Linked DNA regions of Homo sapiens: region 2 is linked to region 1. Evidence: read pairs that join two places in POLR2A ChIA-PET (ENCODE). Cell type or tissue: Panc1. All regions are shown on one strand. Each heading gives the region's core, and the rest is flanking DNA. Links, peaks and the distances in the headings are about the cores only. Region 1 overlaps RAB22A (RAB22A, member RAS oncogene family). Region 2 has its middle 5.8 kb from the start of LINC01711.

Region 1 (2,913 bases), core at 107-2,606:
AGGGCAGCATTGACACATGAGCCAAAGAAAAGACATCTCTGACTCAGCAAAAGTCAGAAAAATGGAAGTCACAGCAAGTATGAGTGGAAATTCGTCTGTTCTCTAGTTGAAAGTGTTGACTGGGGAGCTGGTTGAAAGTCTTGGGGCTTATAACCTGTTTTCTCTGAGAAGGCTGAAACAAGCTGTTGTCCTGAAGAGACAGGTAGCTGGAAGTGGTAGAGAACTGGAAAGGAGGAGAGAGAATGTGGGATAATTGCTGTGGAATGGAAGAAGGCCTAAGACGCATGCCCAGCAGACAAAGCGTAGAATCTTCATGGCCGTCCACATAGTTTTGTAATTTTTCCTCCAGCGAAGCCACCACCCAACCATTGGGTAGAGGAAGCAGGTGGAGAGGCTGTTGGGGCTTTTCTGGGTGGTTGAGACAAGACAGGCAAGGAGGCTAGAGAACTGGTGGTGTGGGCAAGTGATGCTGGTGATCAATGGACTGGAAGCCAACAGCAGAGACTTAGACCCAAGAAGGGAGCTTGAGGTACAAGAAAACTTCAGGGTAGACAGGAAGGAGGCGTGGTGAAAGTGATGAAAGGGGAGAGTAGAAGGGTGGTCCAGGGTCAGACAGGGAGTTAGATTTAATCCTTCAGGGCACTTTCATTACATCATAGCTGCCATTTTGTCTTTTATCTGACTCAATAATAAGTCAGTAATAAGTAATGTTTTAATTAAAGGTAAATGCTTGGCAGGTAGGTTAAACTTCATTGAGTCCCAATCCTGTCATAATTATTGTGTATACCTTTCTCAGCTTTTTGTCTACTTGAAATATATTTCTTCTTCCTTTGAGCAGCCAAAATGGAAGTGTTGGATGTGTTGGCTCTGTTGGTAGGCTCCTGTTGGATGCCTGTTGTCACTCATAAATGTAACACCACAACCATAATTGATGGAGAGTTGAGTTGCAAGCTTTTAGGACTAATTGCAAAGTCTAAACTAAAACATTTCCTGGAGCTGCCTTTAAATAATAATAATAATACCTTGTATAGATACAGTGCTTTACAATTTACAGAGCACTTCCACATACATCATCTCATTTAATCTTCACAATAAACAATGCTTTTTGAATGCTTAGATATTTCCTAAGTGAGAAACCATGTTGTACATCCTGATTTAATCATAGTGAGTCACCAAAAGTTCTTGATACAATAACCATTTATGAGTACCTTCTGTGTACAAAGCACTTTACTAAGGATACCAAGGGGTAAATTTTCAGTAAATAAATATCCAATAAGTAGTACCTATCAGTAAATATGATCTTGCCTCCTAATTTACCTTCGCTTCCTAGTCACAGTCACTGTTTTGGAGGCTACTTGCCATGGCATAAATTTATATAAATATTGCCAGGAATTCATTGTATCAGAGTTGAAGTTTTAAAACTAAGGATTCTGATACTTGTCTAAGCTCATGATTCATCAGAAAGTCATCCTGTCTATTCAACTTGCACTTTTCTTGAAGATTATCACTTGAATCTCAAGAAAAATATTTCAAGGCCTCAGCATATCTGAAAATGCCAGCCATTGAGTTCAATGTCCTGATTGGAGTGATTTGGGTACAACTTGGCCAAAAAACAAGAGTACAATTTGGCAAAAAAAAAAAAAAAAAGTATAACTTCGTACTTGGTTCCAGAAGTCTTATTTTTCATTAGAAAAGAAGACACACCCATCTTTGGGCTCTACTGGCCAGACTGGGATGCTTTGAGAAGACTGGGAGACAAAGGACTTCCTGGGAGGCTGCCCTCTGGGTGAGGGGGGAATGGAAGGTAGTATTGGAGCTGGGCCCAATCCCAGGGCAAGAATCCTGAACCTGTGTCCTGGAGTCCCCCAAGTGTCCAGGCGTGTCTTCTGGGCCACCATGGCTCTTCAGAGGATACACAGATTTTGAGGTCTCACTCAAGATTCTCCAAATGTAGAACCCCCAAAATAATAGGAACCCTGCCGTCAGAGTGCCCTGGGCAGAGTAGCTCCCTGAAAGTGAGCGGTGTGACCTGCAAACCATGATTCCTTCTCCCATCCGGGGCTCGATGAGGCCCCAAGGTGTGATGTTGAACTTCAGCTGAGAAACCCGTTTTGTCGATGAAATGCAGGTGGTCGTCAGGGGCACTGATGATGAATCGGGTCCCCTTGGTGCAGCTGTTACTTCTCCAGCCATCTTCCTGCTCCTTGTTCAACACCTTAATGTTATTAATTCGCATGTTAACACTAGCTCTCACTCACCTATTTACATGGGAATGTGGTTTGGGAATTGGGGGAGGACAAAGCCAGATCCTAAAAAGTTTTTTTTTTAACTAGTGTATACATTCCTGGACATAGTTTTTTAGGAATATTTTCCCATGATAACATCTCTTTAAATAACAGGTTTTGTGTTTTACAAGGGAGGCTAATGTCTGTGTTGCCAAACTATCTCTTGATTCTTTTGATAAGGAGCTTAGAACCCTTCCTTCTTGGTGTCGGGCAGATGTGCCTAATGCTTTATTTTGACGGAGGATATGCACTCAGCATCTGAGCATCCCATAAATACTCCAGAGAGGAACACAATTAGGATACAGCGTGGTGCTGGGAGACTGAGCGTTGGTTGAGTCTAAGTGATGTTTCCGACTGGGGCTGGAAACGTGCTTTACATAATTGTATTCTGATCATTTAGGTCTCTCTTTATAGGGCATCTTTTATGACCAAGACTGTCCAGTACCAAAATGAGCTACATAAATTCCTAATCTGGGATACAGCTGGACAAGAACGAGTAAGTCACTCTTTAATTTACTCTGTTTTTCTGAGGCCCAAATGAAAGTTCCAACTAAACTGTCAGCATCCCTGTCATCTCACGTTACTCACTTCTCTTCTGTGCACCGGAGACACATTTATTTCCATTTGC
Region 2 (2,913 bases), core at 185-2,684, 290 kb after region 1:
TACCTTGCAAAGGAATGGCATAAGATGACGTTTGTTGTGTGTTTGTCCCCTGCCTGGCGTATCCTCAGAATGTGGTTTGTGATATCTTTATGAACTTGCCAACAGAGGCAACCTGTGCATGCGACATCGCTGGGCGTGCAGAAAAGCCTAGAAAGCTAATCCTAGAAGCTTTTGCTAATGAGCACTTACTGTGTGCTAATGAGCACTTATATGACTTATATGTGCCAGGCAGCATTCTACAAGCCGTGGGTGTCCTGCCACTCAGTGCTCATGACAAGGACTCAATGGGAAGGATTCACCACCATGATGCCCACATGGCTGAAGAAGTGGATCCCCTGAAGGGAAAGCGGCCACCCAGCAGCCCCTGGAGCCGGCGTCCTACTGGGCATGTCAGCTCTGGAACCATGCTCCTCTCACTGTGGTTTTTGCTTCCCTATTGAAGGGCTTTGGGGGCCAGATGAGGGGTTTGGGCTCTATCCTGGCAGGAGGGGAGAAGGGGTGGGCAGCCTCTGAAAGTGTCTGTGGAGACCAGGTCCAGTCTCATTACTGGTGGCCAGTGGGGCAAAGGGCCTTGGGGGCTGTGGAGCAGCCACTATTGCTCCTGTTTCTAGGAACTTCTCTCTCTCTCCCCAACCTCATCACTGAGGAGCATCCTGTCTAGGGTTTCTGGAAGGCTCTCTTCTTACTTCCTTCCAGCCTCATGTCCTGATGGCGTTGTGTGCCAGGGGACTCACGGAATATTGTTTTCCTCTAACGACTCAGACAACTGATGAAATACTTGGTGCCTTGTTCTCCCTAAGACCTGTCCTCCCAAGGGCCTGCTTTCACATGGCTGCCAGGGCCTTCAATGCCGAGTCCGTGTTCCTCGGGGACCATCAACATGTGGAACTTATTTTTAATTTAAAAGAACAACAGACTCCCCAACCCCATTCCCCTCCCCCGCTTGCCTCCCACTGCTGCTCCTGGCTATGCGGTAAACACCAGGCTCTTGCTACCTCTCAGCTTTGCCATCGTGTCCAGCCTGGAAATTCTTGCTGGGCCATTTTCAGGGGCCAAGCCAAGGTCCTGGCCAGACCAAGGAAGCCCATAGGCACTTCAGCCTTCCCCATCTCTGCCCCCTGCATCCCTCTGACTTCTAGGCAAGCTGACCCATGCCACTCCCTTCTCTAGCAGCTGTCCTCTGCCTGTCCTTGGGAGGGCTGTGGGAAAGAACACCATGGCCCAAATCTTTAGATGGTTTGGACAAAAATTAGAGGGGATTCAGTCGAAGAGTACCTGCTGTCCCAGCAAGGCTGAAGCCTCCCAGAGTGTGAGGGTCTCATCCTGCAGACACCACCCCACTCATGGCTGCTCCTGTCCAGACCCTGGGATGCACTGTTTGACTTTGTCCTCATCTCAAGCCCACTTTACTTGTGGAGAAACTGAGACAAAGAGGCTGAGTAACTCGTCCGAAGTCCAGTGGTATAGGCCGGACTTGACCCGAATTCTGACCCCAAAGCCTGGCCCTTGACTGCCCCCTAGCACTGCACTGGCCAGGATTCCATGGTGGCCACTTTCTAATACTGCATCACAGCGCGGGGAGGGGCTCCAGGATCACTTACTTGCTCTTAACCCTGGCGACAAGGATGTGCTTTTGCAGATGTTGGTTTGTTCATGAGAAATTCGAGTCAGATTTGAGGGGGAAAGAGGAAAAGAGAGACACAGTGTGTGTAGAGCCATTATGTCTAATTCAGCCACCAACACACTTCTCTGTGGGCCTCTTCTGGCTCCAGAAGCCCCCTTCCCAGCTGTGATGTCACCAGCCAGCCTCTGCAGATGACAGCCCTGTGATTTATCATCAGCCACCTGCTTTCTCACTGCTGGGGACAGCCAGAGCCCAGAGCAGCCCCCACTGGGCTGGGCAGCAGCTGCCCCCTGCCCCATTGCCGCACTTCCAGGCCTATGAGCTTTTTGAGATTGTTTGCATTTTGGGAAATGCCAGTCATCTCTCCCAAATCTGCAGATAGCAGCATCTCACCATCCAGGGTTGGAGTTTCTAAACAGTCAGATAACCTTGCTCACAGAGAAACAGCCTGAACACCATTTACAGATAGCGACAGGATTTAATGAGATAAAGCCTTGGGCATCCATGAACCAATTTTTACGAGCCGTGATGAAATGGCTGTTTTCTTAATAGATACCCAAACAGAACACAATTCAGGGCTCTGAGAGCTTCAAAGGAACTTCTCAGCTCTAGCCTCTTGAAATTTCGGGCAAAATCCAAACACGTATCAGTCTTACCACCACCATGAAAATGATATGTTTTTGTAAAATTATGTGGGACCTATCTATCTGCCAAGGGAGAGATGGCCCAGATGCTTTTGGGACTCCAAGCCAGTGTCTTCAGCCTTTTCTCACATGATGTGAACACCAAATTCCAGTGCCACTTTCTAGAGGGGAGATTGCAGATGGAAGGCTTGTCCTGGAGAGGTTGAAACAGTGGGAAAGGAAATAAAGAGCATGCTCTCGCTCTTCCTCCAATTCCCTGAACTAGCTGGTTTCCTGAAGACTCCAGTGTGGGTAGACTGTGGCAAGTGGGTGACTGAATACTGACCTAGTCCTTAAAAAGAAAAAACGGTCAAAGGGCACCCTTCCAACCCCCACTGTGTGACAATGACCTCCTCAGAGAGCAGCCTTATGGGCCCCCTTTGAAAGGGCACAGTGACCCCCCTGGTGTCTGTCTGTTCTGCCCTGCTTGGAGAAACGGCTTCCTCCTCTGAGTTCCTAAAACATTTATCATCCCTATGATTTGCCAGGCAATTAGTCATGCCCTGCCTTGAGTATCTCTTCTATTGTTGTATCAAACGGCTGTTTAACCCTTATCAGCAGTGCAGTTTTCAATATCTTGTCTTTCTAACTCGATGTGAGCTTCCA

Evidence for each region. Peaks named below come from ENCODE experiments on the same cell type or tissue, not always from the same donor. Only the 100,000 strongest peaks of a DNase experiment are listed, where the experiment ranks them.
Region 2: POLR2A ChIA-PET joins it to region 1 with 12 read pairs; 2 of 35 experiments call an interaction of 5 or more read pairs at or near these places.

What each region holds. Positions count from the first base shown.
Region 1 is chr20:58,341,019-58,343,931 of GRCh38, forward strand. It overlaps RAB22A (RAB22A, member RAS oncogene family), which reads left to right. Exons shown (of 7, transcript NM_020673.3): 3 at 2,700-2,781. Among named protein-coding and RNA genes, the nearest start is that of RAB22A, 33 kb to the left of the region's middle. In Panc1, for the core only: no CTCF peak of the experiment used is centred there; DNase peaks (open chromatin) are centred at 995 and 1,253.
Region 2 is chr20:58,627,523-58,630,435 of GRCh38, forward strand. No RefSeq gene overlaps it. Among named protein-coding and RNA genes, the nearest start is that of LINC01711, 5.8 kb to the right of the region's middle. In Panc1, for the core only: no CTCF peak of the experiment used is centred there; no DNase peak of the experiment used is centred there.